Regions from separate parts of the Homo sapiens genome. Here region 1 is linked to region 2. The links are chromatin loops, found by intact Hi-C in ENCODE. Cell type or tissue: heart left ventricle. All regions are shown on one strand. Each heading gives the region's core, and the rest is flanking DNA. Links, peaks and the distances in the headings are about the cores only. Region 1 overlaps MYH11 (myosin heavy chain 11). Region 2 overlaps MYH11 (myosin heavy chain 11).

The links. Hi-C counts contacts between places; a loop is a spot of excess contacts. Peaks named below come from ENCODE experiments on the same cell type or tissue, not always from the same donor. Only the 100,000 strongest peaks of a DNase experiment are listed, where the experiment ranks them.
Region 1: a loop joins it to region 2, with 3.0 times the contacts of the local background. A loop is called at or near these places in 20 of 110 quality-filtered maps.

Annotation. Positions count from the first base shown.
Region 1 is chr16:15,778,782-15,794,676 of GRCh38, reverse strand. It overlaps MYH11 (myosin heavy chain 11), which reads left to right. Exons shown (of 41, transcript NM_002474.3): 5 at 7,945-8,047; 6 at 12,200-12,292; 7 at 15,834-15,895. Among named protein-coding and RNA genes, the nearest start is that of MYH11, 70 kb to the left of the region's middle. In heart left ventricle, for the core only: no CTCF peak of the experiment used is centred there; no DNase peak of the experiment used is centred there.
Region 2 is chr16:15,821,624-15,837,518 of GRCh38, reverse strand. It overlaps MYH11 (myosin heavy chain 11), which reads left to right. Exons shown (of 41, transcript NM_002474.3): 3 at 14,108-14,264. Among named protein-coding and RNA genes, the nearest start is that of MYH11, 27 kb to the left of the region's middle. RefSeq lists a silencer at 2,090-2,267. In heart left ventricle, for the core only: no CTCF peak of the experiment used is centred there; a DNase peak (open chromatin) is centred at 7,882.

The DNA.
Region 1 (15,895 bases), core at 5,264-13,263, 44 kb after region 2:
CCTCTCCTCCCTTCCCCTCGATCTTCTCAGTCACATCACCCAGATGTAGCAATGATATCTCCACCACGAACTATCTTGATTATTTGTTTACTTGGCTATTGTGTATCTCCATCTCCTGGAATGCAGCGTTAGCAAGGACTTGGCACACTGCCCACACACAGCCAGTGCTGGAGAAGGAGGCCTTAGCCATTGTTAGGAAGGAAATCCCAAAACGATCAGACTTTTATTTGCAAATGCATCCAGTCAGCCCAGAACCACCAACATCTTCAGTCTCTGTATTCAATTTTATTTTGCTTGTTGTGAAATTCAGCCAAAGTGACTTGAAGGACCTACAAGTTGACAGCAGGGCTGAGCTTTTACGCGTAGTTGGTGCTTAAGAGAAGCCAGGCTGGAGCCAACTGTTTGGTTATGCAGTTAAGAAACTGAAAATTGGCCGCGCACTGTGGCTCAGGCCTGTAATCCCAGCACTTTGGGAGGCCGAGGCGGGCGGATCACGAGGTCAGGAGTTCGAGACCATCCTGGCTAACACGGTGAAACCCCATCTCTACTAAAAAAATACAAAAAAATTAGCTGGGCATGGTGGCGGGTGCCTGTAGTCCCAGCTATTCAGGAGGCTGAGGCAGGAGAATGGTGTGAACCTGGGGGGCGGGGCTTGCAGTTAGCAGAGATCGCACCACTGCACTCCAGCCTGGGTGACAGAGCGAGACTCTGTCTCAAAAAAAAAAAAAAAAGAAAAGAAAAGAAACTGAAAATTGGCCACGCACCGTGGCTCACGCCTGTAATCCCAGCACTTTGGGAGGCCGAGGCGGGTGGATCACGAGGTCAGGAGTTCGAGACCATCCTGGCTAACACGGTGAAACCCCATCTCTACTAAAAAAAATACAAAAAAATTAGCCGGGCATGGTGGCGGGTGCCTGTAGTCCCAGCTATTCAGGAGGCTGAGGCAGGAGAATGGCGTGAACCTGGGGGGCGGAGCTTGCAGTGAGCTGAGATCACGCCAGTGCACTCCAGCCTGGGTGACAGAGCGAGACTCTGTCTCAAAAAAAAAAAAAAAAAAAAAAGAAAAGAAAAGAAACTGAAAATTGGCTGGGTGTGGTGGCTTATGCCTGGAAACTCAGGGCCTTGAGAGGCCGAGGCGGGAGGGTGGCTGGAAGCCAGAAGTTTGAGACCAAACTGAGGAACACAGTAAGACCCCATTACTACAAAAAATTTAAAAATTAGCTAGGTGGGATGGTGCATGCCTGTAGTCCCAGCTACTCAGGAGGTTGGGGAGGGAGGATCACTTGAGCTTGGGAGTTAGAGGCTAAGTGAGCTATGATGGCACCACTGCACCTCAGCCTGGGCAACAGAGCAAGACCCAGAGACAGGAAGGAAGGAAAGGAAGGGAAGGAAGACAAGAAAGGAAGGAAACTGAAAGCTGAATAAATGTAATTTTTAGGCCTGAGTTGTATTTTGTCTAGCATGTAATCCATCCAGTATAATCAGTTTAATTAGAGGCCATGGGCCTGGCTGGAGATAGAGCTGTGTGATCAGGGGGCTAAAGTAAGAGGAGGAGGGTGGTTTCACATAAAATTAGAGAGAGGTAAGGGGGTGCTTCCAGGCCCTGGGGAGGAGTTTAAACTTTCGTCTAAAATGGATGACAGGCTGGGCATGGTGGCTCATGCCTGTAATCCTAGCACTTCGGGAGGCCAAGGCAGGCTGATCGCTTGAGCTCAGGAGTTCAAGACCAGCCTGGCCAACATGGCCAAACCCCCTCTCTACAAAAACAAAAATTAGCTGAGCGTGATGGCATGTGCCTGTAGTCCCAGCTACTTAGGAGGATGAGGCAGGAGGATCTCGGTTCACTGAGCCTGGGAGGCAGAAAGTTGGCACTGAGCCAAGACTGCACCACTGCACTTCAGCCTGGGTGACACAGTGAGACCCCATCTCAAAAAATATATATAACAATAAAATAAATAAATGAAATGGATGAGAACGTGCTAAGGGACTCAAGCCAAGGAAGGACAAAGTTTAACCAGTGGGTCAAATCAGGCCCTTGTCTGTCTGTTCCAGATAAAGTTTTATTGAAACACAGCCGCACCCACTTGTTTACGTATTTGCTTTTGTGCTGCAGTGGAGAGCTGAGCAGATGTGACAAAGAATGCGTGACCCTCAAAGTCTAAAATATTTACTGTCTGACCTTTTACAAAAAGAGTTTGCTAACTCCTAGCTTAAACAGTGGGAAAATGTGAATATTATTTATATTGTAATGATAGGATGAATGCTGAAAATCATTATACAAACAATATATAACTTCTGTGGAAGCAGTGGTTATAAAAGTAATAATAGGTGGGCACAGTGGCTCACACCTGTAATCCCAACACTTTAGGGGGCCGAGGCAGGAGGATTGCCTGAGGCCTGGAGTTCAAGACTATCCTGGGCAACTTAGCGAGACCCCACAAAATCAAAAAATTAGCTAGGTGTAGTGGCACATGCCTGTCATCCCAGCTACTCAGGAGGCTGAGGTGGGAGGGTCACTTGAACCCAGGAGTTCGAGATTGCAGTGAGTCAAGATTGTGCCACTGCACTCCGGCCTGAGCAAGAAGCAAAACTCTGTCTCAAAAAACAAAAGTAATAATAACTAACATTTTGGCATACCAGGCATTGTTCTAAGCATTTTATATAAATGTTCACTCATTTAATCCTCATAAGAATCATATAAAAGGTCAGGCATGGTGGCTCATGCCTGTAGTCCCAGCACTTTGGGAGGCTGAGGCTAGAGATCACTTGAGACCAGGAGTTCGAGACCAGCTTGAGCAACATAGCGAGACCCCTGTCTCTACAGAAAATTTAAAAATCAGCCAGCTGTGGTGGTGTGCACCTGTAGTCCCAGCTACCTGGGAGATTGGGGCAGGAGTATCACTTGAGCCTAGGAATTCTCAGCTGCAGTGAGCTATGATTGCATCACTGCACTCCAGCCTGGGCCACAGAGTGAGATCTTGTCTCAAAAAAAAAAAAAAAAAAATCATACAAGGTAAGTGTTTTTATTATACCCATTTTATAATGGGGTAAAGAAACTGAGGTATGGAGAGGCTAAATGACTTGCCTAAGGTCACCCAGGTAACTGGCAGAGGAGGGATTTGAACTTGAGCAACCTGGTCCTGGAGCCCATTATGCTATTCTGCCAATTGATGCTATAGGGGAGAGAGGCGTTGCTTCTGCCTGGGGTTTTGCAGGACGTGTAGGAGTTGTACAGTACAAAATGCCAGGGTGCTTTGCCAGTCACATAAAGACCAGGGACTGAATAGCTGTGAGGTTCATCAGAGACAATTTGGCTTTCCTACCAGTGGCAAACCACAGGCTGCAATGGACTTGGCAATATTCGACCCTGGGAGCCAGGACCAGCTGCAGAATTTGTAGAATTTTGCAAAATGAAAATGCTGGCTGAGTGCAGTGACTCACACCTGGAATCCCAGCACTTTGGGAGGCTGAGGCGGGCAGATCACATGAGGTCAGGAGTTCGAGGCCAGCCTCGCCAACATGGTGAAATCCCATCTCTACTAAAAATATAAAAATTACCCAGGCATAGTGGCGGGCACCTGTAGTTCCAGCTACTTGGGAGGTTGAGGCAGGAGAATCACTTGAACCTGGGAGGTAGAGGTTGCAGTGAGCCGCCATCACACACTGCACTCCAGCCTGGGCAATAGAGCAAGAGTCAGTCTCAAAAAAAAAAAAAAAAAAAGAAAAGAAAAAAAATGCAGAGCGTTTATAAAGAATTAGGAAGAATTTCCAGATGGCAACATTAGAGTATGAAGCACAGGGTGGTCCCTGTGAGACGGTACAGGTCACACTCATGAAGCCAGCCTGGCTGGGGGATTAAGTGGCCATTGGGTGGTTCTTCCCAGCTGCTGGGGCTGGACTGATTAAAAGGACTTGGCACTGGGGTAGTTACAAGGCCAGGAGGCCATAACGTGGTCATGAGTCTGGTCCTTCTCCGGGAAGAGGGAGCTCAGTACCAAATTCCCCAAGAAATAAGAAAGGAGTTTAGGGTGCTCAGACCAGGAAGGCATCTTCACCCCTAGAGGTCAGGGGTCAGAAAAGCCAAGCTATGAATGTTTCTAGAACCAGCTCTAAGCACATCAACCTTCAGACGCCCACGAGCCTGGAGCTTGGGATGTTTTCTTTGGCAGAACCTCCCAGGGCAATTTATTTTTCTCAACAGAACTTGGAAACAGTGGAGCCCAGCAGCAACATGGGAAGGGGTAGATGCCCAGAGTTTATGTCCCACTCCCCATCCCAGGCAAAGTGGGAGACCATAGCCACGGATAGGGCACATTGATGTCTTTGTTTTTTTTTTTGTCTGTCTGTTTGTTTGTTTGTTTGTTTGTTTTTTGAGATGGAGTCTCATTCTATTGCCCAGGCTGGAGTGCAGTGGCACGAGCTCAGCTCACTGTAATCTCCGCCTCCTGGGTTCAAGGGATTCTCCTGCCTCAGCTCCCCAAGTAGCTGGGACTACAGGCACCCACCACCATGCCCAGCTACTTTTTGTATTTTTAGTAGAGACAGGGTTTCACCATGTTGGCCAGGCTGGTCTTGAACTCCTGACCTCAAGTGATCCACCCGCCTCAGCCTCCCAAAGTACCGGGATGACAGGCGTGAGCCACCACACCCGGTGATGTCTTTGTTGTAAAAGGGAGGAGGTGAGAGAGGTTCAAGGCCAGGGTGGAAAGGAAGGAACTATTGTGGGAAAGGAGAAGTGAGCAGCAGCAGTCTAGGAGCACTGGTTTGTCAGCATGAAGAGTGTGATCCACACATGTTGTTTGTGCACACTGCTGTCCTGATTCTTGTCTTGGATCTGAATAGGTTCATGACCACCTACGCAAGTGGTTTCCTACATCCAAAAATTTCTCTCCTTTCTCTTGCTTTAATCAGAATCCAACCCCTTCACTTTAGAATGAAGTCAAGCAAGGTTCTGACGTTAGCCTGATTGAAGTAATTCATACTTAGGTGTGAATGACTGAGTGGCTTGGTTCATTGATTGGGGCAAGTAAAGCCTCCTGGAATATATGGCAGAATTCCAGTGGAGTGGGGCTGGGACTTCACTCTGTCTTTTCTCTTTGCTGATTTGTTAAAATAAAAGGGTAGGAGGCAGAACATGGGCCCTGGTGTCAAGTGGACCTACGTTCAAATCCTGCTTCTCCTCCATTTCCTATCTGTGTGAAAGCAGGAGCAATTGTGGGCTGGAGCAATTTACTTCAAACCTCTCTTTGCCTCAGTTTCCCCGGATGGGTGATGGGGATAATTAATAACTCTCTCATTAGATTGCTGGGTAGAGTAAATGAAAAGATCTGTGAGCCCAAAGCCTAGTACTGTGCAGGCCTTCAACAAATATCAATTCCCCTTCCCCTGCCCTTCTTCTGGCCTTAGAAAGCAAGTCCCTAGAGGGTTGGGCCTGTGTCATGGAACAACTTGGTGAAATGTAGTAAAAGGAATTCTGACTGCATTAGAATCAGAGACCTGACTTTCCATTCTGACTGTATCCCTTCTTTGCTGTGTGACCTAGGGAAAATTGCTTACCCACTCTGGGCAAGACTCTTCCTTCTATAATAACATGGAAGCAGGAAGAGGATAAAGGAAATAATTCATGTAGAGCATTTAGCAAAGGGACCCTTCCCCCTATATCCCCCCAATGACAAACGCCAATTCTTCTCTGTCTTAAGAGATGGGATCTTGCTATGTTGCCCAGGCTTCTCTCAAACTCCTGGCCTCAAGGCATCCTCCCAACTCAGCCTCCTGAGTAGCTGCTATTATAAACGTGGCCAGTTCTCTGCTGCACCTGGCCAGTTCTCCTCTTTTACACACACACACACACACACACACACACACACACACACACACATATATTCTGGTCTTAGTTTCCCCTTCTGGGGAAATGGGGTAATGCCTTCATGGTCCCCATTTCATAAACTGCCTCTGAGGCCATGTGAAATAATGTGGCCATTGGGAAGGAAGGCCTCTAGGAAGGGAAGGGACCACACAAAGTCACCGCAAGATGTTTCATCATTCTTGGCCATCAGACACTTGATTTCTGGACAGTGGGACCTGTAGGATTAGGCACAGCAATTTGGGGCACTTTTTTTTTCTTTCTCTTTCTTTTTTCTTTTCTTCTATTTCTTTTTTAAGCCATGAGCCAAGTTATTAATGGGCCTTTGGCAGAGAAAATTAATTTCTTTATTTCCTAATTAGGAAGAAGAGCAGAGACTGTACTAGCTTTGGTGGCACTGGTTCAGCACAGAGAACCTTGGGCTGACCTCGGGGTGAACAAATTCTTTTTTCAACTTAAAAAAAAAACTCTCTTATATTTTAGAGTATTAAGTGAGCTCAGAAAATAAAAGAGATAAGGCAAAGAAAGGAAACACAAAAAACAAAAGTAAACTGAAAAATAGAAGAAGACGATAAACAAGTGAAGTTTTGGTCAAGGCACTGTCCTTATCTTTCACTAGGAGTGGTGGAACATAGAGGCAGTATCTGGATGGAGCGGTTCCATTGTGATGATTTCTGGTGGCCAAAACAGGCAGCTAGTGCACGAAAGCCATCTTGGTAAAAAAAAAAAAAAAAAAGATCTACCTTCATATTCCAGGAGGACATACTTTTTTGATACGACAAACCATGTCGTGCTGATCTAAACATATCAGTCATTTACACTTTAGTGTGAATTACTTCAACTGGGTTTATTCTTAGATACTTGGCTGAGATCATCAGCCAGCTTCCTGATACATGGGGTGGGATTCCTCAGAGGATAAAGGGGCTTGCATCTGCCCAGTGACCAATGGGATAACCGGTTTTTTGGTAAATTTTTCTTTCCATAAGGGAGCTTCTTAAACTTTAGGTCCTGGTACTCCAGAGGCACTTACATCCTTTCTTGAAGGCTGCCTTGTGCCTGGTCTTTCCATTTCTAGCAATGCTAATGATGTCTGCAGGCGGATCACGAGGTCAGGAGATCGAGACCATCCTGGCTAACATGGTGAAACCCCGTCTCTACTAAAAATACAAAAAATTAGCCGAGTGTGCTGGTGGGTGCCTGTAGTCCCAGCTACTTGGGAGGCTGAGGCAGGAGAACCAGGGAGGTGGAGCTTGCAGTGAGCTGAAATTGTGCCACTGTACTCCAGCCTGGGGACAGAGTGAGACTCCATCTCAAAAAAAAAAAAAAAAAAAAGTAGATAATTCCAAATAAACCTGTTTGGACCTATGTAAGAAAACTAAGGTTTTCTTGTTCACTCTATTTTTTTAGAGATGAGGTCTTGCTCTGTCACCCAGGCTGGAGTGCAGTGGTGTGATCATGGCTCACTGTGGCCTCAAACTCCTGGGCTCAAGCCATCCTCCCACCTCAGCCTCCTGAGTAGCTGGGACTACAGGCATGCACCACCAAGCCTGGTTAATTTTTCTTATTTTTTATAGAGTCAGGGTTGTGCTGTGTTGCTCAGGCTGGTCTTGAACTCCTGGACTCGAGTGATCCTCCTGCCTCAACTTCCCAAATAGCTGGGACTACAGGCATGTGCCACCATGCCTGGCTAATTTTTAAATCTTTTTCTAGAGGCAGTGTCTCTCTGTGTTGCTGAGCTGGTCTCACACTCCTGGGCTCAAATGATCCTCCCACCTCAGCCTCCCCAAGTGCTGGGATCACAGGCATGAGCCACCACATCCGGCCCACCTTTTCACTCTTTGTATCTGAATTCTTTTCTATGTCCTCTTGGAAGGAATAGATTGGGCATTGGACCTAGGCTGGGGACCCAGTTCCGCTCACTACCAGAGATGTGGCCTTGGGCAAGTTACTTCCCCTCTGGGAGCCTCTGTTTCACCCTCTGGGAAATGGTGGTGATGATCATTATTGTCCTGCCTGGCTCATGGAACTGCGGAAAGGTCACCATGGAACGTGTGCATAGATGATGTTCCCGTGTCTTTCAGAGGCGAGTCTGGAGCCGGGAAAACCGAAAACACCAAGAAGGTCATTCAGTACCTGGCCGTGGTGGCCTCCTCCCACAAGGGCAAGAAAGACACAAGTATCACGGTGAGTGGCAGTTCCCAATCAGAGGCCATGATTTAGCCAACCGGTCTCCAGCTTGCAGCCCAACCGAGATACAAACAGAACATCATTGCAAGAACTCAGGCCCCATCTGACTACCCCTCCCCTGAAGACTCAAAGAGGGACCGTCTTTTTGGCGAGCAGGCCTGTTGAGTGTGGGTGATTTCTTGGCTCAGCTAGAAGCATCCCTCCAGAAGGGGGCCCGTTTTGTGAAATGAGAATAAGCCCTTTCCTTCCATAGCGAGATCTTCCTCCACGTCGGGGCTTCTCAGTGGTGGCACTGATGTCATTTTGGACCAGATAACTCTTCCTTGGAGGGGCTTCCCTGTGGCTCGTAGAATGTTTCACAACATCCCTGGCCTCGACCCGCCAGATGCCGACAGCCCCCTTCCCTCCAGTTGTGACAACCAAAAATATCTCTAGACATTGTCAGATGTTCCCTGGGGTGGGACAGTTGCCCTTGATTGAGAAGCACTCCTTTCATGAATCTCTGTAACGTCCCAGGGGTTAAGGTACCTTTTGGGTTCCCGGATTCCTCCACGTGTCCCCCTGTCCCTGGGATGGAGATGCTGGTATCACTCGGCCCGTGGGCTTCAGTGCAATGCCATTCAGTAACTGTGGATTGAGCACCTACTGTATGCCAGGAACCACTTGGGGTGGGGACCTGGGGATAAGTCTGAGAGATGCTGTTATTCTCTTCTCTGAGCTTCCAGACCTGTGGAAGAGCATGTAGTTGTCAAAGAATCCCTCAAATAAACAGATGATGACACGGTATGACTAAGAGCTTGGGAGGAAAAGAAGAGCAGGTTTCTAGAGTCATCACCTCTAGGGCCCATCCTTCTCTTCCTCCTCGTGTGTCAGCCCTGCCCCATCTATCCCACAGGAGGGGGCACGTGGTAGGGCCGCTAGGACTGGCCGGTGCCTCCGTCTGCAGGTTTGTGGGTGGGAAGATGGTAGGATGGAGATCTGACCACGGCATGGGGTGTCTCCAGTGTTCGCCATTCCAGATGTCACTTTGCGTCCTCAGAGGGGACTCTGGGGCAGCCACCATGGCCGGCTTGTCTGGAGGCCCTTGGAGATCTAGGATGGGCGCTGGTCGTGGCTTTGGAGAACTTTCCTTCTCCAAACAAATGCAGGAAACTCAAGATTCAGCATCCTAGAATTGTCTCTGGCAAGTTGGTTTCCAGCCATAGTGAGTGGGAACAATGGCCCCAGAGGCTGTGTGGCAGTTTAAACACAGTTTCCACTGCCTTCCCTTTCCCTAAAGAGTAAACACAGGAGATAATACTTTCTAACAACTCATCGTTATCAAGGGCCTACTATGTGCTGCTTGTTTTGGCTGCATGCGTAAACACATCTCAGACATTGTCTCACTGGATACTGTTTTAAGGAGCCTAATGTGGCCCCAGTAATTATGAAAACCTTTGAAATGTCTGGATCTCTAAGAAATTAGAAAAAGGAGGGAATGGCTGAGCATGGGGGCTCATGCCTGTAATCTGTGTTTTGGGAGGCCAAGGTGGGAGGATGGTCTGAGCCCAGGAGTTCAGGACCAGCCTGGGTGACATAGTGAGACCCTGTCTGTACCAAAAAAAAAAAAAAAAAAAAATCAAGAGAATTAGCTGGGCCTGGTGTGCATGCCTGTAGTCTTAGCTACTTGGGAGGCTGAGGCAGGAGGATTGCCTGAGCCCAGTAGGTTGAGACTGCAGTGAGCTGTGATCGTATTCCTGCAGCTAAACAGAGAGAAAAGAAACAGTATCAAGGAAAAGGAGCTGACCAGTCTGTCTGGGAGACTCCAGGCTGTTTGGGGGGATCAAAGTCATATATTCTCCAGCCCCTGATGTCCATGTGATGGAAATAACGCTGACATTTGTTTTATACTGTGTTGTTCAACCACAGCAAGGCCCATCTTTTGCCTACGTGAGTAACTGAGAGTGTTTTCCTGGTGTGTAGGGGAGGCACGGAGTGAACTTAGATCTGCATGATCCTCTTGCACCCACCGAGTCCCGTAGCTGGTGGTAGAAATGGGGTAGGCCCTAGAGTTTCACAACTTAAATCAGTAAATGCACCAAAATACCATCCTGTGGGTGTCTGATGCCAGGGAAGGGTGTGGGGGTGCATTTACCACCCACGGGACGCCTATTGGAGTCCCCAGGGTTGCGCTCCAGCCTGAAATGGATTTCTCCGGTTCAGAATGAACCCCTGCACCCTTCAAAGCATCCGCTCCTGGTACCCTTGACTGGAACAACCTAGACAGAGATGTCTGTCCCATCTGGCTGAGTGTTTTAGGACTGTCAGGCCCCAAAGCTTCCCTGGCTCGATGGACAGTCGATGGCACAGCTGTGGCATGCCTCCCTCTTCTCTCCCTGCCATCATCCCTAAGTGTCTTCCCTCAGCCCTGTCCCTGGTGCACCAGTGTGTCCCTGTGCATGCGTGTGCAGTGCGTGTCTGTCTCTTGCATGCTGGTTGCTTGACTCAAGCCTCCAGAAACAGTCTTGGAGGTCGCGATGCACTAGCTTTGGTGGCGCGGTAAGGCCCCAGCTACGCAACGCATAACCTGGTCCTGCTTGGACCTGTGCATATGTAAACTCATCTCTAACACAGAGCTTGGGGGGCTGATGTGTGGGTCCCAGCCTAGAAGAAACCCACAGGTGTCTTCCTTGGCTCCCGAAAAGATCATTCAATCCATCTTAGTTAGACCCTGGGTGACTGTGTTGCAGATCAGAAGGAGAATTACAGTTCTTATTTGGGATCTGCTTTTGTGTGACCTTGGCCGAGTCAGTTAACTCCTCGGGGCTATGGTTTCATCATCTATAAAATTGAGGGTTTGAACCAGGTCCCCCGATTTAAAGCTCTCTTGCCAAGACTTTTCAACCTTACCTGCCAGAATCCCCATTCTAGAAAGGGAGCCTTTTTCAGAGAGCATGGAGACCCCAAGTTTATGTGAACAAAAGTGATTCCTTTAGTCGTCTTCCCACCAACAAAGAAATGCCCGTGGTGCTCCTTGTAAATTTCCACCAGTCTCAGCTGTGGTGATTCCACTTGTAGCTGAGATTTGTATGCGGATGAGGCTTTTGCTTCATCTTTCTCTGGGAGCTACAAAAAGGAGGATGTGTGGACAAATCAAAACAGAAACAAATAGCAGCTTCCTGCTTTGTCCTGTAGACCAGGTACCCTGATGCCTTCCTAGCATGCGGAGGAATGAGGAGGAAGCCATGCCCATCCTTGTCCCCTCTAGACACTTTCCCGGCTCCTGTCCAGCCCAGCCCTGATGCCTGGAAAAATAAGGAAGGGAAAGCAGGAGGGGAGGACAAGGAGAAAAACTCCCAGAATCCAGGGCCTGGAGGCCTCGGGGCCCAACTGCAGCCGCCATGTTTTAGGGCTAGGCCAAGAGCAGCTCGTTTGCTTTCCCAGCTTAACTTACCACATTGGCCCTTTCCTGCCATGATTAATCACGTGACCGCGTTTGTGCAAAGGCATCCCGGCAGAGGGGGCCGGTGGGCTGTGTACAGTCTCAGCTTCCTTTAACCCAATGAATGGAGCTCAGGCAACCTGCTTTGAAGCTTTATTCCGCAGTCCGCTAAGAGGATTCCTGGTGGGTTTTGTGCATTCCTTACTTGTCTGCTGTAGAAGACTTCAGAAAACCAGTCCTGAGAAAGAAAAAATTGCAACTTAAAAAAAATTGCACTAAAATAATTAGAAGGAGGCTTGTAGTGGTTTAACTTGAAGAAGGCTGCTTGTTAAACATGAACAGCAGCACGACTGCCATGTACAGTGGGACAGGTGGTGCACTGCACAACTCCGGGGGGCACCATTCATCATGATGTAAATGACATCACCGACATTGTGCAAGGCAGTGGCTTTGAGTGGCAGTGATGTTGCACAGATGAGCAGGCCCTGGTCTTGAAAAAAGTGACCTTCCTAGGGAGCAGATGTCCTAGCTATTAGAGAGCTCAGACAGTTGCTTCTCTTCTGAAATCCTCCTGTAAATCTGAACATTAGCATCAGGGTCTAAGAGGAGGTAGGAGATAGGAGAGAACCTGTGGGTTAAGGGCAGAGTTTTGTGACAACATCCATCCAAGGTAGAACTGTCAGGACCTAGGTTGCTTTCTCCAATAACTAGATGTGAATGAATTTTAGGGAGAGCTGGAAAAGCAGCTTCTACAAGCAAACCCGATTCTGGAGGCTTTCGGCAACGCCAAAACAGTGAAGAACGACAACTCCTCACGATTCGTAAGTAGCAAAGCCACATGGATTTTCCAGAAAAGCTTTGGTGTCATCTCCTGCCTGGGGCTGCAGAGTGTTTGCGTGCAGAGGTGGGAGGGGCATCTGACCCTGGAGAGATGGGCTGTATCTCACAATCTTGCAAGGGCTCCTGCCTCTCACTCTCTCATTCATTCATTAATTTATTCACTATTCACTCAACAAATATTGATTGGCCTGGTGCGGTGGCTCACACCTGTAATCCCAGCACTTTGGGAGGCTGAGGTGGGAGGATCACTTGAGCCCAGGGGTTCTAGACCAGCCTGGGCAACAAAGCGAGATCCCATCTCTATTATTAAAATAAAATTTAAAAAATTAGGTATTGAGCACCTGGTATGGGCTAGACCCTTATATCCGATACCATTTTATGTAACAAAACATGAATTGAGTGCCAACTGTGTACCAGGCACACACCTCCTCCAAGAAATACTTAGTAAGTACCTACTGTGTACAATTACTCTGGTAGGCACTTTTACATGTACCACCATTCTCTTTGTTTTTTTCTCATTTGCTGTTTTTATTAAGTGCCTACTGTATACCAGGCACTCAGCGAGTCTCACAGGATTGCGATGAATAGTTCAGATATGGTTCCAGCCTTCATGAAGCTGGTTCTTCCAACTGAATAACAGAGAGTAAGTGAGGCAGGGGGTACTACCTTCCCATGCACACTCCCCCAGGCTCCAAAGCAAAAAGTTTTTGCCTGAGCCCAACAGGGCAGGGGAACTCTGAAAGTGGATGGTTGATGATAGGTAGACAACAATGGTTTTATTGTGCAAAAGAAGCGGTTGTCTCCGTAGGAGGGTCAGAAAGATATTTTAGTGAGAAAAGATGAAGGAAAAATTGCCTCTGCATTCCAGGAGAAGGGGGTCTCTGAACTGTTGCTCGCTGAGATGGGGCCCTGTGAAAGACTCTTTGCAGAAAGCTCTGCTCTGCTGAGCAAATGCACATGGTGGTCCCTGACCCTGTGATCCCCAAGGCCCATTTTAGTAACAAACAATTACATAATGTCTCCTTTCCTCGCCCGAAATTAGAATCATAGATAGTATCACCTCCTACACGTATTAGATGAATACACATCAGCATAATGCCCTAACTGGAATATGAAGAAGAAATAACATAAGACAATTCATAATGAAAGTGTGCATTTCAGGCCAGGCGAGGTGGCTCATGCCCGTAGTCCCAGTACTTTGGGAGACTGAGGCGGGCAGATCACTTGAGCTCAAGAGTTTGAGACCAGCCTGGGCAACATGGGGAAACCCCATCTCTACAAAAATAAATAAATAAAGTGCATTTCAGCATATCAATGCTCGGGCCAGGCCACACCAACAGAAGACACAGTAAGAGACAGACACTTAGGTCTATCCACGGCGACAGCTACAAATACAAGGAAAAGGGTCAAGTTCAGGCACTGATGATGTTGGCATGGGATTTTCCAGAATGGCAACTGACTCTCAGTGAAGCGCTGAACCAAAGAACAATCTTCTCTAGAGTCACACAGATGGGATATTCTTGTATTAGAACAACATTTTAAACACTTGTTAATGCTTTCATTTAAAAGCATAAAAATCTAGACCAGGCACAGAGTGGCTCACACCTGTAAACCCAGCACCTTGGGAGGCTGAGTTGGGAAGATCACCTGAGGTCAGGAGTTTGAGACCAGCCTGGCTAACATGGTGAAACCCTGTCTCTACTAAAAATACAAAAATTAGCTGGGCGCAGTGACACATGCCTGTATTCCCAGCTACTCGGGAGGCTGAGGTGGGAGAATTCCTTGAACCCGGGGAGATGGAGGTTGCAGTGAGCCAAAGTCACACCACTGCACTCCAACCTGGGCGACAGAGTGAGGCTCTTGTCTCAAAAAAAAAAAAAAAAAAAAAAAAGCGTAAAAATCTAAAGTCATAAAGGTTAGGTTCTAAGCCTGGCTAATTACAAACAGATTTTTACCTCCATGAGTGGCAGGTGAGACATTGGAAGAGTCATAAGGGATATAGACAAGGATTGGCATCAGAGACTCTCCAGGTCATTGCAGGACTCCCAAAATATCCTTGGCCCCACTGTTCACTAACAACAGCGGCCCCCCCCCAACATGTGACAAGCCAAATAATGGCTTCCACCGATTTCCAAAATCTCCATAGCAGATGTGCCGCCTCCACTGAGAAGCACTGCGTTTGCATGTTCCAATTCTGTGCAATGTTTCTAGCCTGTCATAAATGGAAGCACGTGCAAGACAAATCCCTAAAAACATCCTCCACTCACTGGCGTCCCTGCCATCTTGGGAAGGAGAGTGAAGAAGGTGCCTGGGCCTTGCCTGTGACCAGCCGGCTCTCCCTGGCTCCATCTGGGATATGGTCATCCCAAATCACTCTACTGCATGTTTCCCAATGGGGAAAGTTTGAAGGTTTTGTCAAGGACTGAGCAAGCCTAGGGGATTGTGTCCACACACGCCAACACTTCCCACCATGTTATGTCATGATGGGGGAAAAGGATGAAATCCTGTCTCACCTGTTGAGGAAACAGGAAAAGGGTTCATGCCAACAGATGGAGGATTGGGTTCCATCCTTGGTTTCATGGCTTAGCTGAGGCAGGTAGATAGGGCCATCTTTGGAGATACTTGTTGAGCCTCTAGGGCCAGGAACATGAGCCATTCCTGCCTAAAGGACATCCTACACAGGGCCTGCTTGGGCAGTGTGGCCAATGCATACTCACCTGTCCCACAGAAAAGGTTTAATCCATAGTTGGATGATGTGGATGTTTTGGAGCAGGGTGGGGTCTGGGGAGGGAGCCCTCTAGCCCCTGAATATGGAAAAACCTTCTTTCTGCTTAGGGCCCTACCTCTCAGGAGCAACGTCACGTTGGACAAGTCACTTGATCTCTTTTAGCCTTAGTTTTCCCAGCTTTAAAATGGGGATAGTGGGCTGGGTGTGGTAGTTTACTCCTGTAATCCCAGCACTTTGGGAGGCTGAGGTGGGAGGATTGCTTGAGTGCAGCAGTCTGAGGCCAACCTGGACAACACAGTGAGATCCTATCTCTACAAAAAAAAATTTAAAAATTAGCCAGATATGGTGGTGCATGCCTGTAGTCCTAGCTGCTTGGGAGGGTGAGGTCATGGGGAAAAGGGGATTGCTTGAGCCCAGGAGTTCAAGGTTACAGTGAGCTGTGATTGCACCACTGCACTCCAGCCCTCGCTGACAGAGCAAAACCTTGTCTCTAATAAATAAATAAGTTTTTTTAAATAGGGATAGCCATGATGGACTACGGTCATTGCAAAAGCCGAATGAAATTGATCTGTGAACATGTTTTACACGTTCTGTTGCTGTCAGGCCTGGGGTGGTTTCAGCTCAGCAGATGTTGGTTCCGCCTGACAACTTGACCTGTGGGGTTCTGAGTGTTCGCAAGAATCTCCCCGCCCCACCTCCCATCCTCTGTACCATCTGCCTCCTGCTTGCCCACAGCATGGGGTTAACGGCTGAAGTTGGGCAGCAAAGCCTGAACTGTGTTTTCCTGTTGGCAGGGCAAATTCATCCGCATCAACTTCGACGTCACGGGTTACATCGTGGGAGCCAACATTGAGAC
Region 2 (15,895 bases), core at 4,541-12,540:
TTGATCGAGGGAGATTGCAAGATGAGGTGGAATCATTCCAAGGTGGGTTCACATCTCAGCCCTTGAAGAGGTTATTTCCTCTCTCGAAGCCTTGGTTTTCCTATCCGTAAAATGGGAATAATCACCCTCATTACAGACAGGAGGTGTGACAATCCCATGTCATCACATGTGCCAAGTGCCAAGACGTATGATAAACTCTCAACAGATTTCATTGGCATCGTTCTCTGTCCTTCCTTCCTCTTGAAAGTAAAGAAGAGCTCATAACCACTTTGGAAAGGCTGGTTTGTCTTGGCAGCCAGGTGGGTAGGAGACATGAGGATGTGGCTAGGTTTTAGGGAGGCCTTCCTTGTCACAGAGGGGAATGTTCAGGTTGGTCGTAGGACTATTTTAGGTAGACTTGCAGAACAGAGTGGACTAGAGATGGCACAATATGGTAGCCACTGGCCACTCGTGGCTAACTAAATTTAGATTTAAATTAATTAAAAGAAACATTAGACCAGGTTTGGCGACTCATGCCTGTAATCCCAGCACGCTGGGAGGCCAAGGCGGGTAGATCACTTGAGGTCAGGAGTTTGAGACCAGCCTGGCCAACGTGATGAAACCCTGTCTCTACTAAAAATGCCAAAATTAGCCAGGCATGGTAGTGCACATCTGTAATCCCAGCTACTTGAGAGGCTGAGGCAGGAGAATTGCTTGAACCCGGGAGGCAGAGGTTGCAGTGAGCCGAGATGGTGCCGTTGCACTCCAGCCTGGGCAATAAGAGCGAAACTCCATCTCAAAAAAAAAAAAAAAAAAAAAAGAAACATTAAAAAATTTATTAGCTGGGTGCGTGGGCTCACACCTGTAATCCCAGCACTTTGGGAGGCCAAGGTGGGTGGATCACCTGAGGTCAGGAGTTCTAGACAAGCCTGGCCAACATGGTAAAACCCCGTCTCTACTAAAAATACAAAAATTAGCTGGGCATGATGGTGTGCGCCTGTAATCCCAGCTACTTGGGAGGCCGAGGCAGGAGAATCGCTTGAACCTGGGAGATGGAGGTTGCAGTGAGCCAAAATCGCGTTATTGTACTCCAGCTTGGGCAATAAGAGCAAAACTTCATCTCTAAATAAATACATAAGTAAAAGACAATAAAAAATAACAAATTTATTTCTTTTGTTGTGTTGGCCCTAGGTCAAGTAGTCAATAGCCACCTGTGGCTAGTGGCTGGTGTACTGGGTAGCATAAGTGCAGAATGTTCCCATTATCATAGAAAGTTCTGTTGGACTGCTTGGACTAGATGATTGGGGCTTGGAGTGTGATGTTGTGGGGCACGGGTCGCCAGACTGATGTGCAGAGGTCACCCAACCCGGCCTATGTCTATGTCTTCTCTCTGAAAGGCCTTGCTCACCCTCGAGCAGGTTACCTCATGCCTCTGAAGCTTTGTTTCCTTTTCTGTAAAATGGATGCAAGAATAGTGCCAGCCTCTTGGGAGCCGGGCATAGTGGCTCATGCCTGTAATCCCAGCACTTTGAGAAACTGAGGCAGGTGGCTCACTTGAGCCCAGGAGTTTGAGACCAGCCTGGGCAACACAACGAGACCCCATCTCTGCAAAAATAAATTAGCCAGGTGCAGTGGTGCGTACTCATAATCCCAGCTACTCAGGGAGGCTGAGGCAGGAGGATCACTTGAGCCCAGGAGTTCAAGGCTGCAGTGAGCTATGATTGTGCCACTGCACTCTAGCCTGGGTGACAGAGCAAGACCTTGTCTGTTTCAAAAAAAAAAAAAAAAAAAAATAGTACCAGCTTCATGGAGTGGGTTACTCTAAATAGAAAGCACTTAATACACTTCCTGCTACATGTTAAGTGCAGGCACTGAAAATGTTAAGTGTTACTAGATTGGTTTTTGCTGTGGTCATGATCACTTTTGATTTTACTAGTAAGATGTTCTTCTTCCATCACTTGGCATCCTTGTGTCTCTTTGGTTCTGGTCTGTACATTTTGCCAAATGAAAATTACAAAAAGCCCCTTGTCATCTCTAAAAATGTCCTGCACATTTTTTTCCTAATTAGGAAACTAAGACACGTTCACTATGGAACACTTGGAGAGTTCAGAAAGCATAGTGAACACAAAACAGAAAAATTAGTCCTTAACCAGAGATGCGGTGCATTCTTTGTCTCTTTGTGAGCATGGTATCTGTTTACATATTTAAAAGCCTATTGGGCACACAGTTTAGTGACTTGCTCTTTTTTCCATTTGGAAATGCTCAGTGTTGACTTGTGTAATATATCTCAGGAAGCCCCAAAGATACCCCTTGTAAGGGGTAGTATAGAATCTGTCATGGGGATAGGCCATTTTTCCACTGTTCTTATAGATATTTCAGAAGGAGTTAGAGTGGCTTTTTAAAGAGCCAAATGGTAAGAGTGAGCAACTTAGCAACTCATAACTTTTTTTTTTTTTTTTGAGATGGGGGCTTACTCTGTCTTTGAGGCTGGAGTGCAGTGGTTCTATCGTAGCTCAGTACAGCTTCCAAGTCCTGGATTCAAACGATCCTCTCACCTCAGCCTCCTGAGTAGCTGTGGACCACAGGTGTGCACCACCACACCTGGCTAATTAAAAAAAAAAAAAAAAACTTCTGTAGAGACTGGGATCTCACTATATTGCCCAGGCTGGTCTCAAACTCCTGGCCTCAAGCCATCTCCTGCCTTGACTTTTCACGGCGCTGGGATTACGGGTGTGAGCCACTGTGCCTGGCCGTAACTATTAAATATGTCCTCCAATCCAAGTGCTGTACATTGACACATTGTATTTTATTTAACACAGCATCCCCTGAGTTAAAAATGTTTGCCCCTTTTAGGGAAGGAAGCTGAGGTGCAGTGTTGCAAAATGTATCTTTACTTTCTTAAGTAGGGGAAGTCTCTTGTCTGTGGCACTGTTTGTATGGAAAAATTATTGATCTGGGGCTGTTTGTATGGTGGACATTTTCTTTTTCTTTCTTTCTTCTTTTTTTTTTTTTTGAGATGGAATTTCACTTTTGTTGCTCAGGCTGGAGTGAAGTGGAGCGATCTTGGCTCATTGCAACCTCCACCTCCCGGGTTGAAGTGATTCTCCTGCTTCAGCCTCCCGAGTAGCTGGGATTGCAGGGATGTGCCACCATGCCTGGCTGATTTTTGTATTTTTAGTAGAGACGGGTTTCACCATGTTGGCTAGGCTGGTCTCCAACTCCTGACCTCAGGTGATCCACTTGCCTCGGCCTCCCAAAGTGCTAGGATCACAGGCCTGAACCACCACGCCCAGCCAGTATGTTGGATATTTCTAAAGAGGCCCGTCTGTAGGGAGCTAGAGGGAAAATTGGACTCTTTGGGGCCCAGGTCTTTCATCTAAGACGTATCATCACCATCTAGGGAGTTTCAGGACAGGCCTGTGTATTCATCTCACCTGCTGTCCTCAAATAGAAATCAGAAAAAAAAAGGGCATATGAAGGTCCTGAGACCCAAAATATCTTCTGACAGCAGATTAAAAATAAATGAATCAAAGCTTCAAATTCCTGCTATGCTTCTCTGGACAGATTAGATTAAAATCCTTTCAGCCTTGTGATGATGGTCCCGCTCTTCTCTTGTTCCTTTCTGGTCAGTTTAATTGCTTAATAGAAACCGTCGTCCATGACGGAGAAGATAAAGAAGGAAAGGGGTTGGGGTGGGGGAGCACAGTAACTTACTCTCCCAGCCCATAATAGCAGCATGCATGAGTCTTGTTAATAGGCGGGTAGTGAGGTGATACCAGGTCCGTGGTCTGGCATGCATGACTTTGCCCTCTGTGATGAAGATAAACTTTCTCCTCCGTTCTGCAAGGCTCGCCTCAAACGATGTGCCCTTGAGAAGGTTCTGGCAGACCTCTTGTGCTCTTGGATCTAGAAGAGTCTATAGAAGCCAGAGGAGCTTTCCTCCTAATCTTAGAGATGCAGGTTCTGGGCTCAGCAATGTCCAGCAGTCTACCTAAACTGCTGAAGACCGTTTGTGGCATACCTGGCGGGGAGCATGGCTTTGACGCCTGGTCCTAAGGGTCCCTTGGTCTTCTGAATGCTGTCTTTTGGCTGAGTTCGTCTGCCTCGAGTTAGTTAGTTCGTTCCTCCCTTCCTTCCTTCCTTCCTTCCTTCCTCCCTCCCTCCCTCCCTCTCTCTTTCTTCCTTTCTTTCTCTGTCTTTCTGTCTTCTTTTTTCTTTCTTCTTTTTTCTTTTTCTTTCTTTTGAGATGGGGTCTTACTCTGTTGCCCAGGCTGGAGTACAGTGGCATGATCTCAGCTCACTGCAACCTCTGCCTCCTGGAACTCAAGGGATCCTATCTCAGTCTCCTTAGTAGCTGGGACTACAGGCATGTAGCACGATGCCCAGCTAATTTTTTTGTGTTTTTGGTAGAGGTGGGGTCACACCGTATTGCCCAAACAGATCTCGAACTCCTGAGCTCAAGCAATCTTCACCACTTCGGCCTCCCAAAGTGTTAGGATTACAGGCATGATATTGTGCCACTGCACTCCAGCCTGGGTGACAGAGTGAGACTACATCTCAAAAAAAAAAAAAAAAAAAAAAAAAAAAAAAAAAAAAGATGAGGTTGCTGAAGCTCAGATGTGCTTAGTCCCACCACTGGAAGGTGGGCAGAGCTGGGATTCAGACAAGGTCTGTGTGAGTCCAGGGCCAGGGTGACTACCTATGATTAGTAGCAAAGGGCTCTTGGGGTAATAGGCTTAGAGCAGGAGGTGATGGTCGTGGGCTGGAGCAGGAGGGGACAGTGCCAGAGGCCTTGTTAGCTTTGAGGTAGACAAGCTTTAAGTGCAGAGCAAGAAGGAATTGAACCTTTTATTATGATTCCTTGAGCACCTAACTAGGTGCTAGACTAATGATTACAACCTGCTAACACAGAGGAGTGATTTTTGTTTTTAAATTGAGTTAACTTAATATATCAAAAAAAGAAATCTGTTTCTGGCATTGCTCGAAAAAGCAGAGGACCTGACACTGCAGAATGCAGAGTGCGAGTAGCAGTCCCTGTGAGATGGGCTTTTTGCTCTGCTTTTCCGCAGACCTCACCACTCCCTGTCGTCTCCCAGGCCATGGTAACCATTGACCGTGGCACCTCTTTTGTTCACTCACACACGCCCTGCTTCACTCATGCCTTACCTGCTTTGTCTCTGTAGACAGTGGGACCCTCCACCCTATACCAAACCTCTGGGGTTGGGAAAATCATGATCCAGAGCCAAGGTGGATGGGCCCCCCTGCTCATTGGAACTCCAAGCCCAAGTCCCTGAACCATGAACCCCAAAGGACATTTTTCCAGTTCTGGTTCTGCTTCTGGAATGCCCAGGGGGTCAGGAGAAGCCCTCCTTCCAAACTTTAGCAGGTGACAATTTTTCCGCCTTAGAGACCTGGCCCAGCAATCTTAGCCTACTCTGGAAGCAGTGTCCACCCGGGGACACAAGGAACAAGCAGATTGTGAACAGAGGCCTCCTGGGTGCCAGCCACTGCACTGGTCCCTAGAGGGTAGAAAGACACTGTAACTGGAAGCTGCCCTTTGTCAAGCCCCAAGCATTAGCCCTTCTGATCTTTTTTTTTTTTTAACATGGAGTCTCGCTCTGTCACGCAGGCTGGAGAGCAGTGGTGTGATCCTGGCTCACTGCAACCTCCATTTCCTGAGTTCAAGCGATTCTTGTGCCTCAGCCTCCCAGTAGCTGGGATTACAGGCACATGCCACCACGCCCAGCTAATTTTTGTATTTTTAGTAGAGAAGTGGTTTCACCATGTTGGCCAGGTTGGTCTTGAACTCCTGAACTCAGATGATCCTCCCACCTCCGCCTCCCAACGTGCTGGGATTACAGGCATGAGCCACTGCACCCAGCCTTCTGATCTTTCAAGTCATTATTGCTTCAAAGAACCTCCTCCAGTAATACAAGGATAATCTATGCAAAGACCTCAGGAGAATATTTAAAAATAAGTATGTATCACAAAAAGCAGCCCTCTTCCCTGGAGGCAAACATGATTCACAGGTTCATGTATGTACACACACACACACACACACACACACACACACACCCCAAACATAAGAAAAAGTCACTCCTTGTATGTTTTGCAGTATGATTTTTTTTCCACTTAACCCTACCTTATAGTTTTTTCTGTCTGTTCATAACTATCTAGTCAGACTTCAAATATGTTTTTGAATAGGTAAGACATGCAAATATGAAATAAAATAGTGTATAAGGGAATATAGAACTTCCCCCTTCGTTCCTATTTCTCGCCCTTCCAGTTCCCCTTCTTAGAGACACTGTGGTTGCTGGTTACATATGTAGCCCTCCAGTCATGTTATTTATTTATTTATATTATTTTTCGAGATGGAGTCTCACTCTCTCACCCAGACTGGAGTGAAGTGGCATGATCTTGGCTCACTGCAACAGCCCCCTCCCAGGTTCAAGCAATTCTCCTCCCTCAGCCTCCCAAGTAGCTGAGACTACAGGCGTGTACTACCACACCCAGCTGATTTTTGTATTTTTAGTAGAGAGGGGGTTTTGCCATGTTGGCCAGGCTGGTCTCGATCTCCTGACCTCAGGTGATCCACCTGCCTCGGCCTGCCAAGGTGCTGGGATTACAGGCTTAAGCCACTGTGCCCAGCCTATTGCTTTTTTTGTGATAAAGTCTCACTCTGTCACCCAGGCTGGAGTGCAATGGTGCGATCTCGGCTCCTGCAACCTATGCCTTCTGGATTCAAGCGATCATCCCGCCCCAGCCTCCTGAGTAGCTGGGATTACAGGTGTGCATCACCACACCCAGATAATTTTTGTATTTTTTGTAAAGATGGGTTTTTGCCATGTTAGCCAGGCTGGTCTTGAACTCCTGACCTCAAGTGATCCACCCACCTCAGCCTCCCAAAGTGCTACAATTACAGGTGTGAGCTGCTCCATCCAGCCTCCAGTGATGTTTTATACACATGCAGCCACATAGAGAGCCCCTCCTGCACCCCTCCAAAATGGCAGCACAGGCCCCGGCTGTTGTGCGTCTCAATCTTTGCATCTAACTGTGTATTTTGGCCATTCATCCATGGTAGTAGAGAGAGGGCCACTGCACAGTCTTCTGCTATAGGGATGAACCATAATGATTAAGCCTGTCTGCTATTGACAGGTATTTAGGTTGTTTCTAGTCTTTTTGCTCTTAAAAGCAAGGCTGCAGCAAAAGCACGTGCTTGGTGGACCACGTCTGTCTCTAGGTTGGGTATTTAGAAAGCCGTGATATTGCACTGCAGCTTCATAAAGAAGCCGTGATTATCCATCACTTTACTGAGGAAGCTCAGGGGTAGGTCTGTATGCACAAGTCAGGCAGGTGATAAGGCAAAGCCAACACTCTGCCCAGGCCTGTGTGTCTTTTTTTTTTTGAGACCAAGTCTCGCTGTATCACCCAGGCTGGAGTGGAGTGGCACAATCTCAGCTCACTGCAACCTCTGCCACCTGAGTTCAAGCAGTTCTCCTGCCTCAGCTTCCCGAGTAGCTGGGATTACAGGCACGCGCCACCACACCTTGCTAATTTTTGTATTTTTAGTAGAGATGAGGTTTCACTGTGTTGGCCGGGCTGGTCTCGAACTCTTGACCTCAGGTGATCCACCCACCTTGGCCTCCCAAAGTGCCGGGATTACAGGTGTGAGCCACTGCGCCCGGCCATCCCTGTGTGTCTGAAAGCCAGTGTTCCTTCCACTTCCCTCCCTTCCCTCCCTGTTCCTCATTTCTGCTGCAGGCCCCGGGAGCACCCCCTGCTCAGGGCTCTGTGGCTGACCATATAAAGCGTCAGAGAAAAACTGGAGCTGCTTCCTAATACGGTCACAAGAGGGAAATCCTGGGCCTGCAGCTGGGACTTGCTGGTGGCACAGGGCCCATGAGATGCCGGCTGGGACACAGGAGGCTGGGATGTTGAAACCTCTGAATTTAACCAGCTGGAGAGGGGCTCGTGGGGCCAGAGAGGCAGAAACACAGCCAACTATGGTTGGGCTGGGTCGAGGTGAAGGAGAAGTGGCTGAATAATGTGGGAGGAAGAGCCCGATGCTGAAGCCCCACGACCCTGCCGTGAGATGTGCGGCTGCCTGCACCAGTCTTACCTTCACTCCATCGTCATACCCTGGCTTGCTTAGAAAGCTTTTACAGAACTCAGCAGAGATTCAGATCTACCTGGAAGTATGGATTAAGTGCTTGTTGTGTGCACGGCACTGGGAGAGATGTCCCAAACAAAGAGGATGGAAGTCATATTCCTCTTTCAGAAGCTAGTGATGGAGTTGAAAAGGCAGTGTGGTCCTTCCTTCTTTTTAAAAATTCATTTTATTCTTTTTTTTTTTTTCTTTGAGACAGTCTCACTTTGTCACCCAGGCTGGAGTGTGGTGGCATGATCTCGGCTCACATAACCTCTGCCTCCTTGGTTCAGGTGACTCTCCTGCCTCAGACTCCTGAGTAGCTGGGATTACAGGCATGCGCCACCACACCCAGCTAATTTTTGTATTTTTAGTAAAGACGGGGTTTTGCCATGTTAGCCAGGCTGTTCTCAAACTCCTGACCTCAAGTGATCTGACCTCCTCGATTTCCCAAAGTGCTGGCATTAAAGGTGTGAGCCACCATGCCCGGCCTCTTCCTTCTTTTTAAAAATTCCTTTTATTCTTTTCTTTTCTCTATCTCTCATCTCTCTTTCTTCCTTTCTTTCTTACTTTCCTTCCTTCCTTCCTTCTTTTTTTTTTTTTTTTAGAGTCTCACTCTGTTGCCCAGGCTGGAGTGCAGCACCATGATCTCAGCTCACTATAACCTCCACCTCCTGGGTTCAAGTGATTCTCCTACCTCGGCCTCCCGACTAGCTGGGATTACAGGCGCCTGCCATCATGCCTGGCTAATTTTTGTATTTTTAGTAGAGACGGGGTTTTGCCATGTTGGCCAGGCTGGTCTCGAACTCCTGACCTCAAGTGATCTGACCTCCTTGGCCACCCGAAGTGCTGGGATTACAGCTGACTGAGTGTCTACCCTGTCCCTGGCACTGTGCGGGGTGCAGGAGATACAGTAGTGTGTGGGTCACAGTCCAGGAGGTAACATTTAGGCAGAGCTCTAAAAGAGGAGAGGGAACCAGCTGTGGGAAGATGAGGGGAAAAGTGTTCCAAGTGGAGAGAACAGCATATTGAAGGCTCTAAGGTGGCAAGACTTCCCTCTCGTGAAATGAAGGGAGCATAGTAAGAGTCACTAAATAACATTGATTGAGCACCTACTACATACCAGCCGCCATGCTAAATGCTTTTCGAGCATTATCTCGCAGCACATCTATGAAGGGCTTGTTCGTATGCCTCCCTGTTTTGTAGATGAGGATAAGTGAGACTCAGAGAGGTTAAGGGACTTGCCCAGGGTCACACAGCGAAGAAGTAGCAAAGTGAAGGTTCAAATTCAAGTACCCCATACCCAGTTCTGAGCCCTTAGCCACTGCCCTTTACTGCCTCCAGGTCAAGGGCTTGAGTGAGGACAGGTTGGGCTGTAAATGATACCTACATTCAAAAGGGGCGTGGCAGTGGACATGGCCCCAGAGGAGCTGGAGATGGAGTCGAGGCCTGAAGGAGGGTGGGGCTTGATTGACCTTTGTTCAGGTGACCACAGACTGGGCTCTTCTCTTTGGGAGGCTTGTCCTGGGGACAGGGGACACTGATTGAACAGGAAATAGCCCCTGGCCTGGCTCAGTGTAGTCCACTGAGTACCTACTGCCGCCGTGCAAGGCCCCCAGGTCACGGAGGTGAAGTCAGGCTGTCCCTGCTCCCAGGAAGCTGTATCATTAATTTATTCCCCTGGCATGCATTTAGCAAGCATTTAGTTAGCACCTATTCTATACCAAGGCCTGTGCTGGGACTGAAGAGGAGAAAGGGGGTTCCCCGGACTCAAGGCACTTGCAGCTGGTGTTTGCAGGATGGGTGGGAGGGTCCTGGGTGATGGAATGGGGAAGAGGGGTGTCCAGGCAGGCAGCCCCCCACTCCCAGCCCCACCAGGCTGGATGTTGCTCCTGGGCCCCGCTTACCTCTAACCCTTGCTTTGCTTCTCCATTTCGGTCCGATGGAGCCGCTTATACCAAGCTGCTTATAGTTCACCCCCACGGACCCCGTGTCCTGTTTTTCTGCCCATGTCCCTGCTTTGTCTTGAGCTGGTTAACACCTTGTTGTCCTTTAAGACTCAGTGCAGGGAATACCTCCCCACCTGGAGGTTTCCCTGACCACCCCCAATGTGGGTTAGGGCCTTCCCTTCCTTGTTCCTATCATTCTCTGTTCTTACGACGTGTTTTAATGTACTTGTCTCCCCCTCTGATTTAAGTTCTTTAAGGGCAGGAGCTATCATTGATTTCTTTATCTCCAGCCTCTGACACAGATGTGGTATATAGTAGGTGCTCAGTAAATGGTTGATGGCTATTTAGACAGGCATATGTTGACTCATTCATTCTCCTTTTAGGGGATGGTGAGAACCTCCGTCTCCATCAATCCTGTTTCCTTTTTTTTTTTTTTTTTTTTTTTTTTGAGATGGGTTCTCCCTCTGTCACCCAGGCTGGAGTGCAATGGCACCACCTTGGCTCACTACAACCTCCCTCCACCTCCCAGGTTCAAGTGATTCTCCTGCCTCAGCCTGCCGAGTAGCTGGGACTACAGGCATGTGCCACCATGCCCTGCTAATTTTTTGTATTTTTGGTAGAAACAGGGTCTCACTGTGTTGCCTAGGTTGGTCTTGAACTCCTGAGTGTGAGCAATCTGCCCTCCTTGGTCTCCCAAAGTACTGGGATCATAGGTGTGAACCACTGCGCCCAACAATCCTGTACCTTCAAAGAATATTCCTCTGCAGCACCCCCAGACATTACATACCATTGTCCCTGAGTGGACTGAGCCCTGGAAGGACCTTCCCACTCTCTCTTTTTCTTTCTTTTTCTTTTTTGAGACAAGGTCTCACCGTGTCACACAGGCTGGAGTGCATGGCACAATCACGGCTTACTGCAACCTCAACCTCCCAGGCTTAAGCAAACCTCCCACCTCAGCCTCCCAAGTGGCTGGGACTACAGGTGAATGCCACCATGCCCAGCTAATTTTTAAATTTCTTATAGAGATGGGGGTCTCACTGTGCTGCCCAAGCTGGTCTCAGACTTCTGGGCTCAAGCAATCTTCCTGCCTTGACCTCCCAAAGTGCTGGGATTACAGTTGTGAGCCACCACACCCAGCCAGACTTTCCCACTCTCTAATTGGCTCCAGCCCTTGACTAAAAGGCCCTTGAGGGCTGGGATCCTGTGTTTTTTTAATGTTCTAATGTAGTCCCAGCACCTTTTGCATGGCATCTGGGACGTACAGAATGAATGAATGAATGAATGAATGAATGAATGAATGAACGAACGATCAGTAGTTTCTGTTTCTGTTGGATGGGCCTAGGCTGGATAGCATAATGGACCATGCTCATACCTGGGGGCGGGCCAGGCTGGGCTTGGTGCTGCCAGGATCTTCTTTGGTGACCTCGGTCAAGTCACTTAACCCTCTGTTGCTTGGTTCACCCTAGCTGTAACTGAGAGATGGATCTGTGGTTCTCCCTAAGTCACTTGCAGGGAAGAGGATACGCTTTATGGCCATCAGAGTCTTGGGCAGTACTGATGTTTATCGTTTGGGGAAAGCAGTTCCTGTGAGACGGGTTGGAGCCTGTCTCCTGAACTGTGACCTCAACCATGGGAAAATCTAGTATCCAGTAAGGAAAAATCATGACAATAGTGCCTTACCACGTACAGCATGGCGGGACTCGCCTTGTGCCTTGACTCCTCCGTCCCTGATCTGATTATTTTCAGATGCTCCTATTCACCCAGTAGGAGAGGACTGCTATTTTTTAAATGGTAAAGTGCATATGACATAAAATTTACCATTTTAAACATTTTAAAGAAAACAGTGCCATTAAGTGCATTCACAATGTTGTACAGCTATCAATTTCAAGACAGGGTCTTGCTCTGTCACCCAGGGGCTAGAGTGCAATGGTACAATCATAGCTCACTATTACCTTGAGCTCCTGGGATCAAGCAATCCTCCTGACTCAGCCTCCCAAGTAGCTGGGACTACAGGTGATCACCACCATGGCCAGCTATTTTTTTTTTTTTTTTTTTTTTGTAGAGAGGGGGTCCGGCTGTTGTTGCCTGAGCTGGTCTCAAACACTTAGCCTGAAGCAATCCTCCCACCTTGGCCTCCCAAAGTGCTGGGATTACAGGCATGAGCCACTACACTTGGCCCCAGAGCATTTTTATAGCCTCAAAAGGAAACCTTATACCCATGAGCAGTTCCTCCTCATTTCCCACCTCTTTCCAGCCTCTGGGAACCACAAGTCTGTTTTCTGTCTCCATGGCTTTGCCTACTCTAGACACTTCACATAAATGAGATGATAGAGTACGTGACTTTTCGTGCCTGGCTTCTTTCACTAGGCATATTTTCAAGCTTCATCCACATTGGAGAGCTCATGTCAGTGTTGGTCTCTGTTTTGCAGATGGGGAAGGTATTAATGATCAGGAGCAGGCGCTGTGGGGTAAACAGGAGTTCTAGTTCCCAACTTCCCTCCAGCTGTGTAACCTGGTGACAACCTCACCATGCCTCACTTTGCCCTCCTGTCAAACAGGCGGTGGGGAAATCACTGTTACTGAGTAGTTGTGAAGATGCCACGAGGAGATGCCTCTGCCATCTTCTAGAGACTGAGTCACTGGGGTTTCTTCTTAGATATGGACATTGGGAGGTCCCAGAAAGAGATCAGAGGGTGGTGGGAGGAGAGAGAGCTTGGAGGATTATTACCTTTTCCTCCCTCCCTCCTGGACCACAGTTTTGGCAGCTGTGTTTCTGTATGACTGCGGATCCCTCTGGACAGCCCCTTTTTAGGGGTGTGTGGCTTTCTATGCCTCCAATGTTCAGTTAACGACATTCCCTCTCTGGCTGAGTGCGGTGGTTCCCACCTGTAATCCCAGCACTTTGGGAGGCTGAGACTGGCGCATCACCTCAGCTCAGGAGTTCGAGACCAGCCTGGGCAATATGGTGAAACCCTGTCTCTACAAAAAACAAAATAAAAATTACCTGGGCATGGTTGTGCACACCTGTGGTACCACCTACTTGGGAGGCTGAGGCGAGAGGATCACTTAAGCCCAGAAACTCAAGGTTGTAGTGAGCCAAGATCACCCCACTACACTGCAGCCTGGGCGACAGAGCAAGACCCTGTCTCAAAAAAAAAAAAAAGTAAACAACATTCTCTTCTGTTCTTGCTCTTCAGACTTAACTGCTCCCGTCACTGGTTGGGTTTCTTTAATTCTGCACACATATCTGTAAACACTTTCTTTATTAAATGTTCCTGAGTTAATATCTTAAGCACACTGTTCATTTTCTGTGCCACCTGTTAAATGATGAGCATTTAATATGATTGTCAGCATCCAAAAAAGATCCTGCGTAGTGCTTAGTTCGGTGCCCAACACATAGTAAGTGCTCAATGAACGGTGGCTGTTATTTAAGCCAGTGAGGTCCGGGGAGGTAAAGTGGCAGGTCGGAGGAGTGGAGCTGAGATTTGAACCCAGAGCTCTTCAAAACTCCACAGTTTGGCCAGGTGCAATGGCTCACAACTATAATCCCAGTGCTTTGGGAGGCTGAAATGAGAGAATTGCTTGAGCCCAGGAATTTGAGACCAGCCTGAGCAACACAGTGAAACCCATGTCTCTACAGAAAATATAAACATCAGCCAGGCCTGGTGGCGCCCGCCTGTAGTCCTGGCTACTCAGGAGGCTGAGGTAGGAGGATCACCTGAGTCCAGAAAGGTCAAGGTTTCAGTGAGTCACGTTCACACCACCGCACTCCAGCCTAGGTGACAGAGTGAGACCCCATCTCAAAACAAACACAAAACCCCCCACAGTTGCAAAATAAAACATAGGCAGCTTGGAAACCCACTCTCGCCCTTTCTCCTCTTCCCACGTACCTGGAATATCAGTGAGGCCCAGGGTTTCCACTAAGACTCCAAGCTCCAGTTTCCCCATCTCTAACATGAGAATATTGAGTGCTTCTGTGCAATCTGTCTACCCTGGAGGAGGTCTGGAAGTAAGCTGGGTTCTCTGTCTGCAGACGTACTCTGGCCTCTTCTGCGTGGTGGTCAACCCCTATAAACACCTGCCCATCTACTCGGAGAAGATCGTCGACATGTACAAGGGCAAGAAGAGGCACGAGATGCCGCCTCACATCTACGCCATCGCAGACACGGCCTACCGGAGCATGCTTCAAGGTGAGTGAACTCAGGGCTGCACGGGGCCAGCTCCAGGGAGCCCCTCCTGTCCTGCTTGTCTGCAGTTCTTGCCAGGAATGTGGAGTTTGGCAGGCACTGCGAGGGACCAGGAGTTACTGTGGCTGAAAAAGGGAAAAAGCAAAAGGAACATCTGTGTTTGCAGCCTGGGAGGGTGAGGGAGAGCCAAGAGCTTGGGCAAATACGGGCATGGGCCCGCTCCAGCTCCAGCTCCGGGGCTCGCTGCCCAAGGTCCCCGTCGGGCCAGCTGTCTGCAAAGGATGGAAAGAGGGTGGGGAACAGCCCTGGGGCTGAGCCATTGTGGTCTGTGTTGACACCTACCTGTCCCTCAACCCCTGTGGGACTGTGGGTAAATATCTTTTCCTCTTCAGCCTCAGTTTCCTCATTTGTCAAAAGGGGTGATAGTCTCTATCTTGTAGCTTCTTGTGAAGATTGTTAATGCTGGTTTTTCCAAACTTAAGACTTGTGCCTATTACTTTCATGTTTATACGTTATTATTTTTACTATTGTTTTATTATTTTTGAGACAGGGTCTCACTTTCTCGCCCAGGCTGAAGTGCAGTGGTGCCATCTCGGCTCCCTGCAACCTCCGCCTCCTGGGCTCAAGCAATTCTCCTGCCTCAGCCTCCCAAGTAGCTGGGACTATAGGTGTGGACTGTCATGTCAAGCTAATTTTAAAAAGGTGGGTTTTTTTGTTTTGTTTTTGTTTTGTTTTGTTTTGTTTTTGGAAGTGACAGGATCTTGCTATACTGGTTGGTCTCAAACTCTTGGCCTCAGGCGATCCTCCCACTTTGGCCTCCCAAAGTTCTGGGATTATAGGCATGAGCCACTGCACCCAGGCCTTCTCACCTTCTATTTAGAACACTTTGGAGCCCCTGAAATAGCCACCCCCAAGTCAAACAGAGGGACTAGGCAGTTAATGCAAACAAGTGTACCAGGTCAGGCGAAGAGTACAAGAAACTCGAAAACTCACACCCCCTCTGAAAGGGCACCAACAGGTGGGAACCCAGGGATCTGAGTTGGGAGTTGAGAGGAGCCCAATTCTGGAAGTTCTTGAGGCCGGAATCCAGGTGTGCCTGAGAGATGCCACGACCCCGCCCCCAAGATAGAGGGACTCAGGTATAAGTGCCCCAACTTTCTGACAGTGAGCCAGACTCCACAGGTAGGACCAGAATCTTGGCCCTTCTAGGCAGGGCCTGCCATTACCTCCAAAGACCAGCAGGTGGAGCCTTGCAAAGGCAATCTTGGAGCTGTAATCTCAGGTTGTAAAGTGATGGCTCCTGGAGTCAGGTATCTGTCTTTTTTTTTTTTTTGAGACGGAGTCTCGCTCTGTCGCCCAGGCCGGACTGCGGACTGCAGTGGCGCAATCTCGGCTCACTGCAAGCTCCGCTTCCCGGGTTCACGCCATTCTCCTGCCTCAGCCTCCCGAGTAGCTGGGACTACAGGCGCCCGCCACCGCGCCCGGCTAATTTTTTGTATTTTTAGTAGAGACGGGGTTTCACCTTGTTAGCCAGGATGGTCTCGATCTCCTGACCTCATGATCCACCCGCCTCGGCCTCCCAAAGTGCTGGGATTACAGGCATAAGCCACCATACCCAGCAATTCCTGGTTCTT